Linked DNA regions of Homo sapiens: all the other regions are linked to region 1. Evidence: read pairs that join two places in POLR2A ChIA-PET (ENCODE). Cell type or tissue: OCI-LY7. All regions are shown on one strand. Links, peaks and the distances in the headings refer to the core of each region. The heading gives the core; the rest is flanking DNA. Region 1 has its middle 34 kb from the start of WDR38. Region 2 overlaps NR6A1 (nuclear receptor subfamily 6 group A member 1). Region 3 overlaps DENND1A (DENN domain containing 1A).

What was found. ChIA-PET counts read pairs that join two places held together with the same protein. Peaks named below come from ENCODE experiments on the same cell type or tissue, not always from the same donor. Only the 100,000 strongest peaks of a DNase experiment are listed, where the experiment ranks them.
Region 2: POLR2A ChIA-PET joins it to region 1 with 7 read pairs; 3 of 35 experiments call an interaction of 5 or more read pairs at or near these places.
Region 3: POLR2A ChIA-PET joins it to region 1 with 5 read pairs; 1 of 35 experiments calls an interaction of 5 or more read pairs at or near these places.

The regions. Positions count from the first base shown.
Region 1 is chr9:124,815,137-124,823,341 of GRCh38, forward strand. No RefSeq gene overlaps it. Among named protein-coding and RNA genes, the nearest start is that of WDR38, 34 kb to the right of the region's middle. In OCI-LY7, for the core only: no CTCF peak of the experiment used is centred there; DNase peaks (open chromatin) are centred at 3,355 and 3,695; H3K4me3 peaks cover 1,288 bases; H3K27ac peaks cover 1,330 bases.
Region 2 is chr9:124,563,525-124,571,729 of GRCh38, forward strand. The region is part of intron 2 of NR6A1 (nuclear receptor subfamily 6 group A member 1); the gene reads right to left. Among named protein-coding and RNA genes, the nearest start is that of NR5A1, 60 kb to the left of the region's middle. In OCI-LY7, for the core only: no CTCF peak of the experiment used is centred there; no DNase peak of the experiment used is centred there.
Region 3 is chr9:123,683,399-123,691,603 of GRCh38, forward strand. The region is part of intron 5 of DENND1A (DENN domain containing 1A); the gene reads right to left. Among named protein-coding and RNA genes, the nearest start is that of MIR7150, 200 kb to the left of the region's middle. RefSeq lists an enhancer at 1,444-1,493. In OCI-LY7, for the core only: no CTCF peak of the experiment used is centred there; no DNase peak of the experiment used is centred there; H3K27ac peaks cover 430 bases.

The DNA.
Region 1 (8,205 bases), core at 1,796-5,795:
TTCTCCTATTAAAATGGAGAAGATCATATTGTATATATTCTAGAGTTCGAGACCAGCCTGGCCAACATGGTGAAACCCTGTCTACCAAAAAATACAAAAATTAGCTGGGCATGGTGGCACGTGCCTGTAGTCTCAGCTACACGGGAAGCTGAGGCAGGAGAGTTGCTTGAACCTGGGAGGTTGCAGTGAGCCAAGATGGCGCCACCACACTCCAGTCTGGGTGACAAAGCAAGACTCCATCTCAAAAAAAAAAAAATAATAATAAAAAAGTAAAAAAAAAAATTCATGATCAGGCATTGGAAGGAACTGATGGTGTGGAAAAATGAATGGGGTAGGTGGATGGGAGATTAAGTACGCTGTTAGCTGAATGGGAATTGGAGGCCGGGCATGGTGGCTCATGCGCGTAATCCCAGCACTTTGGGAGGCTGAGGTGGGAGGATCACTTGAGACCAGGAGTTCAAGACCATCCTGGGCAACATAGTGAGACCTCCTCTCTACAAAAAATAAACAAAAGTAGCCAGGCGTTGTGGCATGCAAAAAAATAAAAATAAAAAATAAAGAGTTTGTTATGAGAACTGGCATTGTTGCTACACTGCCGATGGAACTAATTGGAGTGGTGAGCTGTGCAGAATCCAACTGAGACTGAAAGCCAGACCCCGCCGAGTGGAGAAGACAAGCCAGGTGTTCCCAAAGGTGTTCAGACACTAGCCTCGGCCCCTTCCCTGCCTTCCTGTGCCAACTGCAGAGAGAGGTGCAGGGTACACTCACTCCTGGGTCAGAGAATGTGGGGCCAAGGGAAAGGTAAGGAAAAAAAAAAAAGAAAAAGAAAAGAAAGGCTGGCAGGGTGCTGTGGCTCACACCTGTAATCCCAGCACTTTGGGAAGCCAAGGCAGGTGGATCACGAGGTCAGGAGATCGAGACCATCCTGGTTAACACGGAGAAACCCTGTCTCTACTAAAAATACAAAAAAAGTAGCCAGGCGTGGTGATGGGCACCTGTAGTCCCAGCTACTCGGGAGGCTGAGGCAGGAGAATGGCATGAACCCGGGAGGCGGAGCTTGCAGTGAGCCGAGCTCGTGCCACTGCACTCCAGCCTGGGCGACAGAGCGAGACTCCGTCTCAAAAAAAAAAAAAAAAAAAAGAATGCTTTCCTAGGAAAAAGAGCGTATCATGGAATTGGGGAGGGGACCTTGGAGGTCGCATAGTCCCATGTGGCCCAAACTGCAGTCATTCACAACCCCTCTTGGTGATTTTTCCCATTTCCCTTTTCCAACTTCAGCATGACTTACTGTTTCTCTTTCAGATGATTCCATTCTTTTCACTAAAATGATTTTAGTAAAATTAAAGGAAACTTTATTTAAAAAATGCTTTTAAACAAATGTTTAAGGAGGAAGATGTATATTACAATAGTAAAAAGAAAGCCAGTGGCAATGACCACAAACTGGGATGCTACATTGACAACAAGCACCACAGTTGCCTTCCAATACAGACTGTATCCACTAGCCCTCAGGCCCCATCGCCCTTCGTTAAAAAGGAAGATTAGAGGCCAGGTGTGGTGGCTCACGCCTGTAATCCCAGCACTTTGGGAGGCTGAGACAGGCGGATCACCTGAGGTCAGGAGTTCGAGACCAGCCTGGTGAACACGGCGAAACCCCGTATCTACTAAAAATACAAAATTTAGCCAGGTGTGGTGGTGCGTGCCTCCCAGCTACTTGGGAGGCTGAGGCAGGAGAATTGCTTGAACCCGGGAGGCGGAGGTTGCAGTGAGCCAAGATTGCGCCACTGCACTCCAGCCTGGGTGACAGACCGAGACTTCATCTCAAAAGAAAAAAAAAAAAAAAAGGAAGATTAGCAAGTGTTTACGGGACGTCAAGGGTACAGTGGACAGAAAGTGGCAGCAAGTGGACACTGTCCTCAATATACTCAGAGAGATGGAATGGATGGAAAGGGAACAGCTCTCTCCCATATGATTCAGGCCCTCACATGGCAGCTTAGAGGAGCTGTCTCAACTACTCATGGGTGGACTTGGATTAAGACCATCTCCACCCCCACATACACAGATGCACAGATGCCCACAGACACACTTGCTCAGCCAGACCTCCCTCCGCAGCCTCCCCCAGTGGGAGGCCAGATTTGGCAGACCTGGGCACTGTCCCTGTAGCCCCTGGCAATGATAGGGGTCCTGCTCTCCATAGACACACCAACCAGAAACATAACAGCAATGCCACTCCACCACTGCAGTGGCCACTGGAGCCACATCCTTCTCACCCTGCACACACCCCTGGGGCTGACTCTAGTCCCATGCAAGCCAAAATGGCTGGGCTTTGGGTGACCTGGATCATGACATCGCTCCTTGAGCCCTTCACCAGCCTGTCCCATCTGCTCCCCACTACCCCATTTTTCCTGGCTTAAGACCCCAGCCAGAGGTCCAGCGTGGTGGCTCACACTGGTAATCCCAGCACTTTGGGGGCCTGAAGCGGGAGGATCACTTAAGCCCAGGAATTTTTAGATCAGCCTGGGCAACACAGTAAGACCCTGTCTCTGCAAAATACTAAAAAATTAGCCAGGCATGGTGGTGCATACCTATAGTCCCAGCTACTCAGGATGCTAAGGTGGGAAGATCACTTGAGCCTGGGAAACAGAGCAAGACTCTGTCTTTTTTTTTTTTTAAAACGGAGTCTTGTTCCGTCCCCCATGCTGGAGTACAGTGGCACGGTCTCAGCTCACTGCACCCTCCGCCTCCTGGGTTCAAGAGATTCTCCTGCCTCAGCCTCCCACATAGCCGGGATTACAGGCACCCACCACCAAGCCTGGCTAATTTTTGTATTTTTAATAGAGAAGGGGTTTCACCACGTTGGCCAGGCTGGTCTTGAACTCCTGACCTCAGGTGATCCACCTGCCTCGGCCTCCCAAAGTGCTGGGATTACAGGCTTGAGCCACCATGCCTGGCCACTAATTACTATTAATTTATGAGTTTACCTGCTTCACATCCATCTCCCCTCTGTGAGCTCTGTGAGAACAGACCTCGTTCCCCACTGTGTCAGCACCCAGGAGATTCTCAACGTATGTCCTCAGATAACCAACTGATGTATGTTGAAACCTTGGGCAAGTTCCTACATGAACTCCTGAGCCAGCCACCCTTGGCTCTGAAGCCATGGCCGCTGCACAAGCTACACTTCTTTCATTTATTTGTGCAGCAATATTTGTTAAGTCAGGTTCCACACAGAAATCTCTAGAATGCCATCTCAGATCATGGAGGCTGGAGAGCAGACAGGATATTAACGGCGACTCTCTTCATCTTGCGGTTCTAGGAAAATGAGAAAACCCATCTTCAGAGAAAAACACCTGCCTAAAAACCCCCACCCCAGTCTGCAACTACAAAAAAAAGCTGTGGCCTTTCTCTTGTCTGTGGCAATAACACTCACAGCACTGGATATGGCAGGCACACGGCTGGCTGTGCCCTGATCCAGTGTTCAAGGCAAGCCTGTGGCCCACAGAGGCTGAGGCCATAGAGCTCTGTGGGCTCGGGGGCTGGACAGGCTTATCTCTGACCTTTATCATCCTGGCGGACAACATCACATGCCAAAAAGAGCAGTCACCGGGCGATTGTGAGTAAGCTCTTAGCCTGAGGCTCAGTGCACGGTGGGCGTTCAGGAAGTGGTGGCCACTGTCAGGGTTGTGACCAGGTGGTTCTCTGCTCAGAGCATCTGCTCTCTGTCCTGGCAGGTCTGCATGTCATGTGCTGTGGGCTGTGCACCATGACACATACCTTCCGTGTGCCAGGCTCAGAAGCACCATGTTCAGCAAGTCCCTTCCCTGCCCTTGAGAGCCTGCTGGGAGCAGGGAAGCCACACTCAACCACACCCTCTCGCTGAGCTTTACTGCTGGAAGAGTGGAGAGCCCGGGGCCTCCATGTGCCTTGCTAAGGAGTGTGGGCTGCTCCCGGAGCCACAGGAGCCATGGGAATCCGCACAGGAGCCACGGAGCGGCCCACACCTCCCAACCAGCTTTGGATCAGGGCAAGGGAGCCTCCCCTGGTCACCTCAGGTGGTACAGTCCTCGAGAGGGCCCTCTCTGCTCTTTAGACTTTTTTCCTGCGACTTCAAGGTTCCAAATCTCCCCGTGGCCAGTGTGGGAAAGGAATGAGTAGGAACCATCTGCAGGAGCTACATCGTCCAAGCCTTTGCTCTAAGCCAGGTGTGGTGCTGATTCTTTATGGCACTATCTCATTGAATCCTCCCAGTAGCCCCATAAAATTGGTACCGTTGCTGCCCACATTTCACAAATGAGGAAACTGAGGCACAGGCTGCTACAGTGTTTAAGGCCACCCACACAGCTGGAAGTGGCTGAGCTGCAGTGCCACCCTCTCAAAAAGCTGCACCAATCGTCCTCGACCTCAGCCCACATAGGCTCATGTCAGAATCACTGGAGAGTTTCAAAAGATGCTGGTGCTCAGACGCCACCCTGGACCATATACCAGTCCGTGGGAGCGAGGACCAAAATTTGGAGGGTTTTATTTAGTTTTATTTATTTGTTTATTTATTTCGAGACAGGGTCTCACTCTGTTGCCCAGGCTGGAGTGCAGTGGTGCAATCATGGCACAATGCAGCCTCTACCTCCCATGCTCAGGCTATGCTCCAGCCTCAGCCTCCCAAGTAGCTGGGGCAACAGGCACACACCACCATTCCCAGCTAAGTTTTTAAAATTTTTTTATAGAGATGAGGTCTCACTATGTTGCCCAGGCTGGTCTCAAACTCCTGACCTCAAGCCATCTTCCTGCTTTAGCCTCCAATGTGCTGGAATTACAGGCATGAGCCATGGTGCCCAGCCGTTTTGGGCGGGTTTTATTTATTTATTTAGAGACGGAGTCTCACTCTGTTACCCACGCTGGAGTGCAGTGGCGAAATCTTGGCTCACTGTAAACTCTGCCTCCTGGGTTGAAGAGATTCTCCTCCCTCAGCCTCCTGAGTAGCTGTGATTACAGGTGCACACCACCACACCCAGCTAATTTTTGTATTTTTAGTAGAGAGGATTTCACCGTGTTGGTCAGGCTGGTCTCGAATTTCTGACCTCATGATTTGCCAGCCTCGGCCTCCCAAAGTGCTGGGGTTACAGGCATGAGCCACCGTGCCCAGCCTAATTTTTGTATTTTTGGTAGAGACAGGATTTCACCATGTTGGCCAGGCTGGTCTCGAATTCCTGACTTCAGGTGTTCCACCCACCCCGGCCTCCCAAAGTGCTGGGATTACAGGCATGAGCCACTGCGCCCGGCCCATTTTGGGTGGGTTTTAAACGCTCCCCAGGAGATTGTGCCATGCATTCCAGGTAGAGGCCCCCTGCCCATCACCCTCCTGGCACTTGGAAGGAGCACCCCGCAGCTGGTGTGGACCCGGCATGGCAGGGCGAATCTGGGGGCTGATGCATGCACCACAAGTCAGAGAAAGAAGAGGTGTATCGGATCCCAGGCTGTACCCAGGAAAGCAACCTCTGGGTTGGCTGCCGCAGAAGAAGAAACCAAGAGAGCAGGCCCTAGCCTGGCGTGATAGCCTTTCCCCCCATGGGGTGTCTTTATGAGTGGGGGTGTTCCCAAGGCACAGAGCACAAAGGCTCCCTCTGGCCCCAGGCAGTGCCCAGACACTGCCCTGCCCACTCAGCCTACATCCGGGGCCAGCCCCTCAACCCCCCACATTCCTGCAGGGACCCCGTGAGGCAGGAACAGACAGGGCTTTCAGAATGCGCGCCTGCTGGTGGGATGAATTATCACCGAAAATTATCTGCCATGAGAGCCGGCTGGCATTTCACGTGCCAAAGGTTGGCTGGCCCCTCCCCGGCCCTGGCTGCTTGGCTCCAGGGCCCTCATTCCAATTTTGCAAGGACAGAAACTTTATTCTCTTCCATGAGAGGCCTCCGCCCCTCACCATCTGTGCAGATCTTCCCTCTCCCAGCTGCCCCTGACCCCCACTCAGGGCCAGAGCCTTCCTTCCTCATGGCTCAGCACCAGGATGGATTAGACAAGGGTGATTCAAAAGTCAAGTTTCCCAGGTCTGTTTAAGCCACAGATTTTATTGATGGGGAAAGTCACTGCTACTAACATGTCCAGCCCAAATCTGTTGTAGTTTTTCTGCATGAGTCCCTGACAAATGCAAACAGCTGCTGCAGCCTGGGCAAGCTCATTTTGGAAGGAACTTGTCCGAGTTTCTTGGAGCCCAACAGCCTTCAGTTTGAATCCTGGTTCTGCCACCTACCACCTGTGGAACCTATGCTTGCTGCTTGATGTCTCTAATCTCTGGTTCCTCATTGTTTTTTGGGTTTTGTTGTTGTTGTTGTTGTTTTGTTTTGTTTTTGTTTTTGTTTATTTTTTGAAACAGGGTATTGCTGTGTCCCCCAGGCTGGAGAGCAGTGGCGTGATCTTGGCTCACTGCAGCCTCTGCTTCCCTGGCTCAAGTGATTCTCCTGCCTCAGCCTCCCGAGTAGCTGGGATGACAGGTGCCCACCACCATACTTGGCTAATTTTTGTAATTTTAGTAGAGACAGGGTTTTGCCTTGTTGGCCAGGCTGGTCTCAAACTCGGGACCTCGCCTGGGCCTCCCAAAGTGCTGGGATTACAGGCATGAGCCACCGCACCCCAGCTAGCTTCCTCATTTGTAGAATGGGAGTGACAACCTTGATCTCCCAGGAACATTGTGAGGTTAAAATGAGGTCATGGACATGAAAAAAGTCCATAAATGGGAACATAGAAGGCACTTGGAAAAATGAGGCAGGATGCAACGTACATGATATCAAAGACTGACTTAGGGCATCACCCTCGGTCTGACCTTCAGCATCTCAGGTTGGGGTAAACCCAGAGTGAATTGTTAGCAAGCACAGGGATATCTTCACAAGTGATGCCTCTCCTTTGTCCAGAAAGAGCAAATTTCATTCATCCATGTGTCTACTCAGGTTGTTTAGTAGTGACTATCTATGTGAGCTGCCCAGTGCAAACAAGGACTCAGCGATTAGCAATGTCTGCTGAGAATAAGAAATTAGAGTGGTGGAATGTATGCTACATTTTGCCATTTCTATTATAGAAAGTATTATGTCTAAATAATACTTCCACTCTAGCTCTTACCTGGATTTGTTGACAGCCTCCACACTGATCTTTCTGTTTCTTATATCTTCCCATCCTTTGACCCTCAACTTCCACTGCTGGAGTGAATTTTCTGAAATAAAAATCTGACCAAGCCTGATGCAATGGCTCATGCCTATAAGCCCAGCACTTTGTGAGGCTGAGGTGGGAGGGTCACTTGAGGCCAGGAGTTCAAGACCAGCCCAGACAACACAGCAAGACTCCATCTGTAAAAAAAAAAAAAAAAAAAATGTTCATTAGCTGGGTGTGGTGGCACGCACCTGTAGTCCCAGTTACTTGGAAGGCTGACGTGGGAGGATTGCTTGAGCCTAGAAAGTTGAGGCTGAAATGAGCTCTGACTGCACCATTGCACTCCAGCCTGGATGACACAGTGAGACCCTGTCTCTTAGAAAAAAAAAAAATCTGGGCTGGGCACAGTGGCTCACCCCTGTAATCCTAGCACTTTGGGAGGCTGAGGTGGGTGGATCACTTGAGTCCAGGAGTTCGAGATCAGCCTGGCCGATGTGGTGAAACCACATCTCTACTAAAAATATAAAAATTATCGGAATGTGGTGGCACACGCCTGTAATTCCAGCTACTCGGGAGGCTGAGGCAGGAGAATTGCTTGAACCAAGGAGGTGGAGGTTGCAGTGAGCCGAGATCATGCCACCACACTCCCACCTGGGTGACAGACAGACTCCATCTCAAAAAGAAAAAAAAAAAATCTGTTCCTTTGTTTTAGTCTTTTCTCAGTTTGCTATAAAGAAATACCTGGCCAGGCACGGTGGCTCACGCCTGTAATCCCAGCACTTTGGGAGGCCAAGGCAGGCGGATCACAAGATCAGGAGTTTGAGACCAGCCTGACCAACATGGTGAAACCCCATCTCTACTAAAAATACAAAAATTAGCTGGGCATGGTGGTGGCTGCCTGTAATCCCAGCTACTTAAGAGGCTGAGGAAGAAGAATCACTTGAACCCAGGAGGCGGAGGTTGTGGTGAGCTGAGACTGCACCACTGCACTCCAGCCTGGACGACAGAGTGAGACTCTGTCTCAAAAAAAAAACAAAAACAAAAACCTCACTCACCATCATGAGGAAGTAC
Region 2 (8,205 bases), core at 1,801-5,800, 250 kb before region 1:
CAGATTTGCTAGGGATGAAATGATACAGTACAAGATGCTAAGAACATGTACATGGTGCTTACTATGTACCAAGTTCTGTCCTAAATTTGTTACACTGAATCACTCACTCATTCCTTACAACTCTAAACAGACAGTCCCCTGCTTATAGAGTTCAACTTAAGGACTTTTCTACTTTATGATGGTATGAAAGTGATATGTATTCAGTAGAAACAGTACTTCCAATTTTGAATTTTCATCTTTTCCCCAAGCTAGCGATATATGATATGATACTCTCTTGCAATGCTGGGCAGCAGCAAGCCGTAGCTCCCAGTCAGGCTGGGGTGGGAGAATCATTTGAGGCCAGGAGTTCTAGACCAGCCTGGGTAACATAGCAAGACCCCATCCCTACGAAAAATAAACAAATTAGCCAGGCATGGTGGCACACACCTATATGGTCCTAGCTACCTGGGATACTGAGGTGGGAGAATCCCTTGAGCCCAGGAATTTAAAGCTGCAATGAGCTCTGACTGTGGCACTGTACTCCAGCCTGGATGACAAAGCAAGACGCTGTCTCTAAAAAAACCAACAACAACAACAAAAAGAAAAATTCATCTTAAATAAAGCTATAAATAGTGCTTTAATTTAAAAAAGTCTTTGATATAATTCAACATTATAAAACTTTTAGCAAACTAGAAACAGAAAAAAAATTAATATGATAAAGGCTATCTGAAGAAACCTATACCAACAATCACACTGAATCATAAAATGTTTAAACAAAAAAGTGCTTTTCTTTTGAGACTGGATATAACACAAGGATGGCCTATGATCAGTACTCTACCTTTATTCAACACTGTAGGGAAGGTCCCAGCCAGTGCAGACAAAATAAGAAATATATAAAAATTAACCATATTTCTATACCATGCACAGAAATGAAAAATTTTAAAAGATGCCGTTTACAATAGCATCAAGAAATATGAAATACCCAAGGTGTAATCTAATAAAGAGATACAAGATCTCTATGGAGAAACTGTAATATACTTATTTAATATAAAGTACTTCTAAGATAAGCTGAAGAAGGTTTTTAAGTAAATGGAGGGATATATGACGCTCATGGATTGGAAGAGTCATTACAGTAGAGGTCTATAGATTCAGTAAGGTCCCATTCAAAATCCACACTCTGTGTGTGTGTGTGTGTGTGTGTGTGTGTATAACTTGACAAGCTAATTCTGAAATGTATACGGAAATGCAAAAGAACAAAACTAGTACAGACACTTGAGAAAAGACAAGACAATCTACCATACATCAACATTTATTTTAAAGCTATAGTAATTAAAATGTTTTACTGGCTCAAAGATAGATAAATAGACCAAAGGCATGGAATGGAGAACCCTACAACATAGCCATGAATATATGAATATTTAATTTATGAAGATGGCATTGCAGAGCACTGAGAAAAAGACAAGGCTTTTCAATGAATTGTGATGGGGCAATTTGATATCTATATGGGAAAAAAATGAAACCCAATTCTACTATAATTTAAGACCCAAATATCAAAGGCAAAATAATATATCTCTCATTAGATAATAAAGGAGAACATCTTCATGACCTTGAGTTATAAAGAGATTTTAAAAAAGAAGTCAGAAGGCCAGGTGTGGAGGCTCACACCTGTAATCCCAGCACTTTGGGAGGCTCTGGCGGGCGGATCATGAGGTCAGAAGATCAAGACCATCCTGGCTAACACGGTGAAACCCCATCTCTACTAACAATACAAAAATTAGCTGGGCATGGTGGCACGCGCTTGTAGTCCCAGATACCCAGGAGGCTGAGGCATGAGAATCGCTTGAACTCAGGAGGCAGGGGTTGCAGTGAGCCGAGATCGTGCCACTGCACTCCAGCCTGGGCAACAGAACGAGACTCCGTCTCAAAAACAAACAAACAAACAAACAAAAACAATTAAAAAAAAAGTCAGAAGCAGCACTAACCATAGAAGAAAACATTGATAAAATGGCATTAAAGTAACAAAATTTAATAGAGTGAAAAGGCAAGCCACAGCATGGGAGAAGACACATGCAATACACTACCTACAAAGAGCTCATATTCCAAAATACATAAAACTCCTATATAAGAATAAGAAAAAGGCAACCCAGTAGAAAAATGTGTGAGACTTGAATAGGTGTGCCACAAAGGAGGTTAAGCCACATAATCAATAAACTTATGAAAAGATGTTCAAACTTACTAGTGATCAAGGACATGCAAATTAAAACCACAATGAGATATTACATAGCCATCAAAATGGCTGAAATTTAAAAAGACTTCAAGTTATGATGGCAATGTAGAAAAACTAAATTTCATATATTGTTGGTAGGACTGTTTGTTTACACAATCACTATGGAAAACGGCATGTCACTATTAAAGTGGAAGAGACATCTATCCTATGATTCATTCCCAGGTATATACCCAATACAAAATGCATATACATGCCTATCAGGAGGCAAGTTCAAGGATGTTCACAACGGCATGCTTTATAAAAGCCCTGAATTTAAAATAACCCAAATGTTCATTGACATTACTACAGATGGTATGCGTTCAACAATGAAATACTATACAACAGTAAACATATCTGAACTACTGCAACAACACAGATGACTTGTACAAACAATGGGCGAAAGAAGTGCGAAAGCAAAGAATAAATACTATAGGATTCCATTTGTATTAAGCTTAAAACAGGCAAAGAAGGGAAAGAGACATACAGTGTTAAGAGTACGGTGGTAGGGAGAAGCTTCTGGATCCTGGCAGTGTTCTGTATCTTGACGTGGGCGGTTGCTTTACAGTAAGTCATTAAGCTGTACATTTGTATTTTATCTATTTATCTTTAAGTATTAATATTTCATAATTAAAAAGCTGAAAATAAAACACAGCAGAGCACTCCAAGAAAGGGAAATGATATCAGCAACGGCAAAAGGAAGGAAAACAAACGCAAGGTGTGTTTGAGAGAATTGCATAGAATATTGATGTTGCATAGAGACATCTTACGGAGGAATGGTGGGAGATACATCTTGAAAACTGATTTGGAATAGACTGCAATCGATATTATCCTGCTGAGAGAAAGCTACTGAAATGTTTGAACAGGAGCCTAGAAAGGGCTTGCTGACCGACTGGACCACAGAGGAGAGATGAAGAGAGGAGGGGATAGGAAAGTGGCAGAGAGGAACTCAAGGTTCTAAACCACGTGGCTGTGAGAAATGAGGCAACACTAACAGAAAATTGGAAAACAAAAGCTGAGTGCGGGGCAAAAGTAATGGCTTTAGTTTAAAGAGAGGACAGGCCGGGCGCGGTGGCTCACGCCTGTAATCCCAGCACTTTGGGAGGCCAAGGCGGGCGGATCACGAGGTCAGGAGATAGAGACCATCCCGGCTAAAACGGTGAAACCCCGTCTCTACTAAAAATACAAAAAATTAGCCGGGCGTAGTGGCGGGCGCCTGTAGTCCCAGCTACTTGGGAGGCTGAGGCAGGAGAATGGCGTGAACCCGGGAGGCGGAGCTTGCAGTGAGCCGAGATCCCGCCACTGCACTCCAGCCTGGGCGACAGAGCGAGACTCCGTCTCAAAAAAAAAAAAATAAATAAAAATAAAGAGAGGACAACGGGCGAGTCAAGTGGGAATATTCTAAAGGCAACTACTTAGGGGACAATGGTCAGGGCTAAAATGAAGAATCTGGGAGTCCTCAACACACAGAAGAGTTGAAGCTATGGGAACAGATCAGAACTCCAAGGGGTGGGGGTTAGGGGGTCAGAGAATGTGGAGAAGCAGCAGCAGGATAAAACAGAGAGGGGAAGCTGAGACCTTAGGGAAGTAAAGTGAGATGACATGGTCAAAGAAGAAAAGGGTAGAATATAAATCCATGATTATCAGAAAGATAAGGGACAAAAGGATTCCACAACGAAGACTGCATTGTCAAATGCAACATCAAAACATATGAGGGCCAGGTGCGGTAGCTCACATCTGCAATCCCAGTACTTAGGGGAGGCAGGAGCAGGAGGATAGCTTGAGCCCGGGAGTCGGAGACCAGCCTGGGCAAGACAATGAGACCCTGTTCTCCACAAAAAGGAAAAACAAACAAACAAAAAAGTGTGCAGAATAAAAAAGGCTCAAAGGTCACTATTGAGAACCACTTTGGTGAACTAGTTAGGACAAAAACCATACTGACTTAAAAGTGAGTGGTAAAGAAATAAAATAATTAGCTATACATCATGATCCATTGGGAGTGATAGAGAAAATACATTTTGTAGGAGGCAGCAAAGATTCAAGCAGATGCTTTTTAAAAATTTGCTTTTTTTTTTTTTTTTTTTTTTTAACTAGTACAGAGTCATACGCATTTAAAAAAGAGAAACAGGCTGGGCACGGTGGCTCATGCCTGTAATCCCAGAACTTTGGGAGGCCAGGGCGGGTGGATCACGAGGTCAAGAGATTGAGACCATCCTGGCTAACATGGTGAAACCCCATCTCTACTAAAAATACAAAAATTAGCCAGGCATGGTGGTGTGTGCCTGTAGTCCCAGCTACTCTGGAGGCTGAGGCAGGAGAATCCCTTGAACTTGGAAGGTGGAGGTTGCAGTGAGCTGAGATGGCGCCACTGCACTCTAGCCTGGCAGAGCAATACTTCATCTCAAAAAAAAAAAAAAAAAAAAAAAAAAGAAACAGAGGCTGGGCGTGGTGGCTCATGCCTGTAATCCCAGCACTTTGGGAGGCTGAGGCGGGCAGATCACCTGAGGTCAGGAGTTCGAGACCAGCCTGGCCAATATGGTGAAACCCCGTCTCTACTAAAAATACAAAAAATGAGCCGGGTGTGTGACAGGCACCTGTAATCCCAGGTAGTTGGGAGGCTGAGGCAGAATTGCTTGAACCCAGGAGGCGGAGGTTGCAGTGAACCGAGATTGTGCCACTGCACTCCAGCCTGGGTGACACAGCAAGACTCTGTCTCAAAAAAAAAAAACAAAAGAAACATAGAAACAGTCTTTTAAGAGGAGAATGAAATGTAATCATGTAATCAACCCATGCTTTCCAAATAAAAACTTGCATGAAAAGTAAGACAAGTTAAACATTTGTGTATCTTTTTCTGTATTTTATTTTTATTAAGAAAAAAATTAAGTGACTTGCCCAGGGTTAGAAAAGCAAAGTGATTCACCCAAGGACACAGCAAATCAGTGATGGAACTGAGTTTTAACCTTATTACTCTTCAAAAGATAGACTTCCCATTACATAAACTACCTCCTGTGAAGGTGGGGGAAGAGAAGGATGGTTGGTATGGCAGGTATCAAGACTGAGCCTCAGGCCGGGCACAGTGGCTCACGCCTGTAATCCCAGCACTTTGGGAGGCCGAGGCGGGCGGGTCACGAGGTCAGGAGATCGAGACCATCCTGGCTAACACGGTGAAACACCGTCTCTACTGAAAATACAAAAAATTAGCCAGGCATGGTGGCGGGCGCCTGTAGTCCCAGCTACTCAGGAGGCTGAGGCAGGAGAATGGCATGAACCCGGGAGGCGGAGCTTGCAGTGAGCCAAGATCACGCCACCTCACTCCAGCCTGGGTGACAGAGCAAGACTCCATCTCAAAAAAAAATGAGCCTCAGTGCTGCTGCTGCATCACCCATCCCCCCCTTTAAGGAAACAAAGAAATGACAGGAGTCACAACAAAATCTGTGAAACAGAGAACTACGTGCAATCTATCTTGTAAGTGAGCACAACACACCCTCCCCTTCTAGCAATCGGTTCTACCTTAATTTGGTTAAACACAGGACAAAACCTGTTACAAAAAGGCTTCATACTCTCATACCTTCACTCAGCCTTGCTGTTACAAAAATACCTCCTCCACCCCAGGAAGGGCATTTTACCCATTCCAAGGGCTCAGGTTACGCAAATTACATTTGGAAACCGATTTTTATCAAAACCTGCTTTTCAGACTGTGATGAAGGCCAGATTTAGGAAATGGAGAATACAGCCACTCGCTTGACCAAAATTTTATTGACAACTAAGGCAATCTGGAACTTGCCTGGCTAAAGGGTATTTAAAACAAAAGGGATCTGTTTCAACTGGATTACTAGTTCCAACTCTCTGATCAGTTGTACATTCTAAGGACTGACTCCAATCAGTTTCATGAGGTTGCCACTATCTGAAATGAAGGCCTCAGGCTGTACAGCAGAATTGAAATTGGGAACAGGTACCCTCAAAATTTCATTTGCAAACACAGAATTTAAACACAAATAATAAAAAAATCATCGCACTGTTCCTCTATTTACATACCATGTCCATTCCACCGCACATACTACTATAAAATTCCATTTCCAAGGTCACACATGGAGTTCCTCAGAGGACATTTCTAAAAATTGACATCAGCTGAATGAAAACAAGTGAGCAATTTACAAGACTGATGGACTATTTGGGAGTTATTCTTACTGATCACTAGTGTGAAAGGAAAATAAAAGTCTGGGAGCCCAATTTACTATGCCAAAGGAAAAAAAAATTAAGCTGAAAGTTGAGTCATGCAAGAAGCTGCCTTTCCTTTTGTTCCTAAGCAGATAGCTACAGATAAAATGTTACCTATCTCCATGGGCAGCAACTCTATGTTCACCTTATCTTAAGTAAAGTGCTGATTTACTGAGATGAATACATAATTGACTATTCCCCTAGCTGCTCCTTTTCTCTTGCAACATGTGGATTCAGTAATGTGACCATACCTTTCCCCTTTCCCCTCCAGCCTGCTTTTCCCGTTTCAATTCTAAAACCCTCTTTGGAGAAAGGCACAGACCTGTCTACTAGGCGTGTCCTTAAACCTTGGCAAAATAAACTTCTAACTTGATTGAGACCTGTCTTTGATACTTTTTGGTTTACACTAGAAGAAAAAATGAGAAAAAGACAAAAGAAAATGTTACTGATGCCATTAACTGTGTAGGCCTAGAAACAAACTACAATGAACTGAAATGAATCCAGGAAAAAGGCTACTCCATCATCTGACTTCTCAACTGTAGGTGAGGGCAAGAAAACAAAAATTCAGAAGACAGTCCTTAATTCCCTTCTTATCTCCTCTATGTGGGGATCTCTGAATTAGAAACTAAGCTGTTATTTGTAATACAAGGTTTTCATTTTCATAGCAAACTTAGGTTTTCTAGTTGGAGAAATCTATTATTTGTCTTATGTCACTGGAAACTTTTAAGGATTCCTTGTTTACTTGGTGGGGGGTGGGGGGGCAGGGAAACAGTTGCTTGAATCTAAGGCAAAAATATAAATCGTTCTCAGTGGAAAAAATATACAGGCATTTCATTCATAGATAGCTTGGATCCATGCACTGTATCTAAACAAATAAGTATTTTTGAAGTTGGAAGTATAAAGCAGACATTGATTATTTAAAATTCTTACTTCTTGTCTCAAATCATTGCAACATTTACTCACTGAATAAATATTTGAGAGCCCCTCTATGCCCTTTATGTATCTCATGGCAGTGGAGGAGATGGACATCAATCCCATAATTTAAATACAGAGCAGTCAATACTAAACTAGCAAGAGACGATGTAGTGGACACTGAAGAGTGAATGAGTCATTCTGGAGATAGATGGGGAGGCAGAAGGAAAGATTATCTAGAAGAGGTATCACCTGAACTGAGCCTTAGAGTAGAAGTATGTCAAAAAGAATTTCAGCCAGAGGGAAGAGTACAGACAAAAGGGCTTGCTGGCTGTGGGTATTTAACTGTGTCTTAGGAGTGGGTTAGTTGAGGTAGTGGGAGATGAGGAGAGCCACAATGAACACAAACATGCAATTCTGGAGTTAGATTGACCTGAGGAGTCCTTCTGTAGGGAGGCTGTGGGCATGGATGCGATTGCAGAGGACAGGATATGAAGAGAGACTGGAATCTGCAGTAGATATCTTTCTGGCTGTCTGCTCAGCCCACACCAATCTTTTCTTTGAGAGCAGCCACTGCCCTGCCTGTGGGGCACTATGTTTACACTGCTAGACAAGTTGACTGGACCAGGGACAGATAATGGCCACTGCTGACGGGACTGGAAAAAGGCACTGGTTTAATGCAATTCTCTCTATTGCCAAGATTTCACAGGGCTTGCTAACTTCGGATGAGAGTGAGCTGTGAGGTGACTAGTGAGATGGCTTTGTTCCTGAAAAGCAAAGGATATTTGTCTAGGTGGTAGTGGTGATCATGAGGGTTAGGGGATGAAGTAAAG
Region 3 (8,205 bases), core at 1,584-5,583, 1.1 Mb before region 1:
TGATTATGCTGTGAAAGTCAACTATGAACTGTTATTAAGTCAGAAAAATTATAACCTCCTCTCCCCACAATACTTGATGCATTATTCTTTCTAAGAATTACTGCATTGTTGGAATTAAGAGACAGAGTTTGTTGAGGTAAATTTATACTTTTTTATACTTTTTCTAGATAAAATCCTAACCTTTTCCTCATTTTTACTATGAGCTTTTGGTCCCCATTTAAATTGATGCATTTTATTCCCAGAATATGAAGACCTCCTGGGCTTACTAGACATTAAAACTCCCCATCGTTTATAATACGTGCTTGTTTGCCTGTCTTCTCCATTGGTGTCAACTCCATGAGATCAAGGACGGTGACTGTGTATTGACTATTTAACCCCTAATTATTCCTGGCACATGTGAGACATTCAATAAATCATAGCTTACCTTGACAGACGTAACTCATCTCTATAGGTTCTATTAAGGCCATTAATTACCACTAGAGCTACAGAGTAACAGTCAACCAACTCTAGTCGGGACGTGGGGATCCAAATTTAGCAGGCAGCATTTGGGTTTGGAAAATGACCTGGTTTTTAAAAAACAATTCCTGCAAATGTCCTGCTGGAGTCTGGGATAAATAATGAGTATAGAGCAAGTGATTATTCAAAGTAGATCAAGGAATACTTACAAACAAGATTTCTTGCCCTTTGCCCATCTCCTCAACACAAGTAAACCCCACCATCTACTCTTTTTGTTCCCATTTCAATTGCTATGTAAAAAGTTCACAAAACCAGGCTGATGACAATCATCTGAAAACCTAATTTTTCAAGCACACGTGAACCCTTAAAATTGTTCAAGAATCCTCTAATCTGCAGTGCCACAGGCCTCCTGTTGCCCACCCCCTCCAGTCTGCTCCAAACATTTTTCCTCTTCTGTCCCTCTCTTCAGAAGATACTCTTCTCTCCAAACGCACCAAAGAGAAAAGCTTTCACATGAGCTCTTCCACTCCTATACTTCTCATTCCTTTCCCTCTCCCTCCTAACTCGAGGTGAGAAGGAGGAAAGACCCCAGAGCCCAACTGCACTGCCTTCTGTAAGACACATCTTCTCCCCTATTATACTCAGCCAGCAAGCATTCCCACCTTTAAGCACAACAGAAATCACTCATGTGTGCTGGTCTATGATTCTCAAACCACAACCTTAGCACCAAGGTTATATGTGGTTCCTCCCTAAGGGAAAAGCACACCTCATCTTCCTGAGATAACCACATTTAGCTTCAATGAACATTTTTACAGAATTTAAAACTGAGACGTTTCCAGTCCAAACATCACACATTTCTAGATGATTCATTTTTCAAATGTTCCATCAATGGCATCTACCCACATATTTTCCCATGCTTATTAAGACCCACCAGTATATGCCTGGCCCTCTGCTAGGTACATGGGGGAATAAGGCCCATGTCTCAGTATCTGGGGAGCTCACAGTCTAAAGAGGAAAGCAGACACACTGGCAGATAATGTCAGCAGCACTGGGTCAGTGCTTTGATAGAGGTTCACAAAGGGAACACAGAAGAGATTCTAGAAAGTCTTCCAAGAGGAAGTGACACCTCACTGATCAGCTTGACACTGATTGCAAAGTCAGGAGACCCACCTGGGTTTGAGTACCAGCTCTGTTACTTACTGGCTGTGGCCTGAGCCATGCTCTTCCTTCCCTACATGTGAAATGGGAATATCTACCCTCACATGGTTCTTTTGAGGCTGAAACATATGTAAATGCACCTATCACAGTGCCTGAAACTGAGTACAATTTGTTTCACCCTGATAATACCGTACTCTTTGATAACATCAAAAGTCAAAGCAACCTCAATAAGAGAAAAACACAATCCTCTTTGGGAGCTCTAAGCCAGTCTCACCCAGTCTGGGCATTCTGCTTTGCTCACAGCTGCTAATCTCAAACTGTAAATTGATTACGATATTTAGTTAAGCTCAAGAATCTCTGATTTATGTCCATAATTAATGTCCCATTGTGATACCTATTATATCTATGCAGGAAAATATATGTACTGAATGAGTAGAAATATTAATTTGCATTATGAAGAAACACCAAAAACTCCCATAAAACATCTGTGCTTATATAAATCTACCCAAACATACACTTGGATTTGATTTTGGAAACAAGGCTCTTTTCTTTCTTGATGGGCATTCAATAATTGTTGCTTTTAGAGAGTGGCTTTGTCATCTTATTTCTATGAGAGTATTACTTTGATTGAAGGAGATTGCTCAGGAGGAAAGCACAGAGGCACTTTTCTGTTATCACCGGTGAAGTGTTGGTAACATGAGATCTTTGGAATAATGGCACCTGCACTGACAATTCAGTGTAATTCTCAATATTTTCCATTGAGCCCAGGCAGGGTGAGCACATAGGCCTTTCATCATTTTCCTAGGAGAGTTTATGATGCTGCCTACTCCTGTATTCACACACCTGCAAGACTTTCCCCATTCAGAGTATCTTATTTTATGGTTTAAATTACTACTGTAATATAATGTAATGGGTTAGTGAGGTTCTAACTAAGGCCCACCCTACTGGAGCTTTCATAGCCTAGGAAATACACTGTCTCTACTAGAAAAAAAAAAAACACAACAAAAGGAAGAAATGGCTACATGAGGATCCGTGTCCTACTTGCAGTAATAAACAAAAAAATCAATGATCCCAGTCAGATGCCATTTGATATTAACCTCATTTTAGGGCTAGAGAGTAGAAGCTAATGCAGTAAGGGGGGAAACTAGGTATCAAGTGTTAGGTGCTTTGAAATATTACTCTTCATAACTCTGTGAGATGAATTATCCCATTTTACAGATGAGAAAATTGAGTCGTAGAGAAATGAAGTAATTTCCCTAAGATGACACAGCTACTAAAACCACAGATCAGACACAAAACCAGTCCAGCATGATTTCTCAGTCTGACCTGCTCTAAACAGTACAATAGTAGTATGATCACGTACAATGATAAATCCTGAGATTAGGATATAAAATCCTTACCTTGTGGTTCTCACTGTAGTGCTTGATAAGATAAAGGAAAGCTTGCCTCCAAAAGCCCCTCGGCTCCAAGTGTTCTGAGCAATCTAACTCTGGCTGCCTCCCAACAATTCAGCGTGTTTTCTTACTTTGCCAGCTCCAGGGACACTAGTCATGTGTCAGCTCTTTATTGCTTCAGGAATTAGTGTACATGTTATATTCAGAAACACAAATATAAATAGCTCAATTTAAAATGTTTTAATCAAACACAGCAGAAGAGTATTTTAAGTTTCCAGTGTTTCGTGTCAAGACCCAGTGCCTCTGCTATACCCTAAATGCATATTTTTAAGAACTTTTTCTAGAAAAACTATGGCCTATGTCTTAGATTCTTAAACAGACTGTGTTGCCTTTTTTAATTTAAAGTATAAAGCTTTAAATGTATGCTTATGGTGACAATTAAGGAAATGCTAGATTAGACAGGGCATCAGCTTTCCACAAATAGTACTCATTTAAGTTCATTTCCACCCCAGATCTCTGCTTGAATGTTATATCATTCAATCGCAAATCTCTCTATAAAAGTGTCTGGCTGTCTCTTAAACCCATTTACGCTCTATGCTTCAATGCCTTTCCTTGGCAACTTTTTCCATATGCTTAACTTCTTTCAGGGAAGCAGTTCTGTCTCAATTCACAGAACAGCACACCAATCAACACAAGCAGGCAGGCAGGTAAAGAAAGGAAGAAGGAGAGACGGGCACACAGAGAAAGTAGGATATGAATGAAGCTAGTCCAATAAAAGTAATGTTTTAGGAGGCAGAGTTTTAGCCCAAAATAAAATGAACCTCGCACCTACCCCCCCAGCGATCAGAGAGCTCTGAACTTGAATTTATAACCCAAACACTCTGTACCATATGCAACTTGAGACACACAACTGGTGGCACTACTGGGGATTTATGACTTATGACTTGTTCATATTTAATTTGTAACCAAACACTTCCCCTTCCTCTTAGCTACCTTAGAACTCTTGATTAACTCTTGTTTCCACAGGTCAGAGGTTAAATAAAGGAAGGGAAGCATTCTGGGGTGAGATTGCCCAGAGCACCACATCCAAGAATGACCCTGTGCAAGGAACATTAAAATAAGCGATAAGGCCAGAGATTGTTCCAGACAGCTGATGTTCAAAGCCTCCTTCGGGTACAAAGCAGAACCTTTCAACTAGAGAGCTGGCAACAAAGACAGACGGGAAACTGGTCTGCTCTCAAGTTACCTTTAGTGACGAAGCAACTCTTTCACTGAGAAGTTTTTCCCAAAATGTTTCTGAAAATGAAACCGAGGGGTTTTTAGAGAGAGTAAAGCAAGAATTTGTGCAAGGCAAGCAGCCCTTCTTCTTGCTTCACTCTGCCATGGGATTCTGTCTGGCCCACCAGATTCTCCTATTCTGTGGAAAAGCTTCACGGCTATCTAATTTTGCAGCAGACCTGGGTCAGGCTGAGGGAAGCAAAATTATTTGTACACAATTAATTACATGGAAGCCCAGCAATCCTGAAGAGGACTGAATCTATTCAACTACAACTACAAGATCCACCTAGGTGCAAGCACATTGACTGCTGTGCACCAAACCGATCAAAGTATTAGAAGTAGAGTGGTAAATATTTTAATAGTAGTGGAGACCATTTATTCAGGAATTTACCAAATGCCAGGAGCATTACATGCCTTTGCTTATTTACTCATTGTAATTCTAGATAGGGTACCATCATATCCCCAGATACCGAATGGCAAAACTGACACCCAGAAAAGCTAACTTGCTCACAGTCACACAGCCACAAAGTAGATGAGGGTCGAATCCAGTTCTGTGTGACTTCCTATACTAGTAAGTACTTTTCTGGAAAAAAATCCCTGGGAATGGTTTCAGTAAAGTGTATGTTACACAGTGATTATACTTTACATTTGATTAGCTGTTGTCAAAATGAGATAATAATTAAGCTCATTTGTGTTATAGACAGCATTCATTCACTCATTCATTGCCTAATATATATAAGTCAGGCACTGAGTAGAGAGTGGAATATGGCATAACTTCCACTAAAGTTGGTCCCTGGTTTAGATTTGTGCGAGAAGTCATCATGGCATTAGGAATGATCTGATAGAGGCAACAGGCGCAGAGCTTGGAAAATGTGGTAAGTAATGGTTGGGCCGCCCTGAAAAGAGGTATGATGCGCATTCCTTCTGTACCCAAATCACACAGCAGCCACAGCATGAAATAGGCAGGTTTCTCAAATGAACCTTTCAACAGAACAGAGGGCCCCAAACACGAGGAGGCTGAAGAGCTGGGAATCCACGACAAGGCACCCAAAGCTACAACATAAAATGCCACTGGTCACTCTCTGTTGAGACCCTGATGGAATTCTTACCCTCAGCCACTCCCGATTTTTAAAATAACCTTTGTACAGATGGCACTGCTTTATTATAAGCCATGAAAAGCAGTCCATAATGTTACAAAACCCTAATTTGTTGTTAAAAAAACTCCCTCAAATTAAGGCTGTATTTATAATTTTCAAAACAGAAACCCTAAAAACTAAATTTTAGAGAAAAGATGCTCAGTCAGCAAACCTCCTGGCAGAAATATGTTTCTCTGATGTAAATTCTTTTTTGTTTTTTCCGAGACAGAGTCTTGCTCTGTTGCCTAGGCTGGAGTGCAGTGGCGTGATCTCGGCTCACTGCAACCTCCACCTTCCAGCTTCAAGCGATCCTCCCACCTCAGCCTCCCAAGTAGCTGGGATTACAGGTGCATGCCACCATGCCCGGCTAAATTGTGTATTTTTAGTAAAGACGGGGTTTCATCATATTGGCCAGGCTGGTCTCGAACTTTTGACCTCAAGTGATCCACCTGCCTTGGCCTCCCAAAGTACTGAGATTAAAGGTGTGAGCCACTGCACCTGGCCTCTGATGTAAATTCATAAACTCATATAGGATTGAATGAATGCAGGAAAGTTGCCTTTTAATGAGTTACTACAAAAAGTAGAAAATTAAAACGAAGGGCAGAAAAATGTACGCATGAATCATTTTTACTATGTTTTTACCGGCCTTAAATATTGTGACAATTTTTTTGGTAATATATTTTAAATGATAGTTCTTTTATTACTTATAACAGCACAACACACACATGCACACACACACTTCTCTAAACATGTGCTAAGAGAATGGCTAGAGAGATTACAGCAAATCCAGGCAACAGAAAATTATATTTTAGATTATTTTTAATCATATGGGAAAATGTCCATAAAATAATAGTGGTTGAAAAGAATGGCCAGGTGTGGTGGCTCACGCCTATAAACCCAGCACTTTCAGAAGCCAAGGCGGGTGGGTCACTTGAGCCCAGGAATTCAAGACCAGCCTGGGCAACATGGGGAAACCCTGTCTCTACAAAAAAATACAAAAGTTAGCTGGGTGTGGTGGCGCCTGCCTGTAGTCACTGTAATCCTGTATGCCTCAGCTACTCAGGAGGCTGAGGTGGGAAGATGGCTTGAGTCCAAGAGTTGGAGGTTCCAGTGAGCCAAGATCGCGCCACTGTACTCCAGCCTGAGTGACACAGCAAGAGTCTGTACCAAAAAAGAAAAGGGAAAGGGAAAGGAGGGAAGGAGGGAGGGAAGAAAAGGAGGGAAGAAGGAAAGGAGGGAGGGAGGGAGGGAGGGAAGAAGGAAAGGAGGGAGGGAGGGAGGGAGGGAGGAAGAAAAAGGAGGGAGGGGGGAAGAAGGAAAGGAGGGAGGGAGGGAGGGAGGAAGGAGGAGGGAAAACAAGGGGTATACACCACTATGTGTCACATGCCATCATATATGCTCCTAGAAAGACCAGAAGAAAAGACAAACTAATAGTGGTTTTTCTAGATTATGGGATTGTAGAAAATCTTTTTCTTCTGCATTCTTTTCTGTGTCTTCTACAGCTTATGTATTGAGCATGCAGTGCCTTAAAATTTAAGAAAAAAAAGTTGCCTGTTAAGTACTGTTATTCATAATTGAAAATACTTGAAAGCAACCTAAATGTATAATAATAGAATGATTACAATATATTATGAACTATCAAAATGATGGAATATTATATATTCATTAAAATCAGACTATAGAAGAATACTTAACATGGAAAAACATTTACAATATATTTAGATATAAAAGCAGGCTCTATAATATATACGAAGGATTTTTTCATTTTAGTTTTTGTGTTTTCCTATATTCTCCAAACTTTCTACAGTCTACATGTATTATTTTATTAACTGTTAACAAAATATCCCCCCTCCTTTTCTTTCTTTAAAAAACAAACAAACAGCCACAGGTATGATTCCCCGCTGGCTACCAACTTCCAAGTGGTCTTGCCGAAGGGCTAGGGAGGTGGATTGGTCAGAGAGAATAGAATGAAGATGCAACAGCCCTCCTGCTTCTGTGAGTGAGCTTAGTAACTGTGATGACCCAGTTCCAAAATGGGCTTTCTGGATGAAGCGGAAGTTTGTACTCTCTAACAAACTGGTCACACGAGAGCCTCATGCTCTTCCTCCTGTGCCATGCTTATCATGGATCTCAGTTCAGGGCAAGGATGGTGTGCTAATAAGGTTTTCAGTGACCTTTCCTTAATGTGGGTACAGTCAGCCTCAATAAACCCTGGCAGGCTCAGGAAGACAGCAACCCTCCCTTATCTAAGGTCACTCTTAGTTGAGAGGGAATAAATGGGGGGGTCAGAAGCTATTTTTTCCCTGTTAGATTTTCAGGCCAAATCTGCAAGGCTGGATCATTCATACAAACATTTAGTAAGCATAAATGTGTGCCAGCCCTGTCCTAGACAGCTAGGATAAATCAATGAACAAGACACAGTGCTGTCTGTCCTCAAGGAACTATTAAGTCTCTTGGGGAAGAGACCTGCAAAGGATGGATCACAATGCTACGTGATGATGCTGCAACACAGGTGGGCAAAGGGCTGTGGCAGCACCAAGGAAGGGCATCTCCACTAGACTGTAGTATCAGCTAAGTGAGGAAGGCGAACTGGATGAAACAGAAGCACATTCTGTCTGGAGGAAACCAAAAATTACAGAGGCAAAGAAACAAAGAATTACAAATGGCTCGGGGTTACTGGATCCCAGAGTAAGGGTAGAGCGGGGTGTCTCTTTGTGTGATTTTTTTTTTTTTTTGGAGGGTGGGGATGGGTGGAGAGAGGATCTTTGGCAATAGTAGAGATG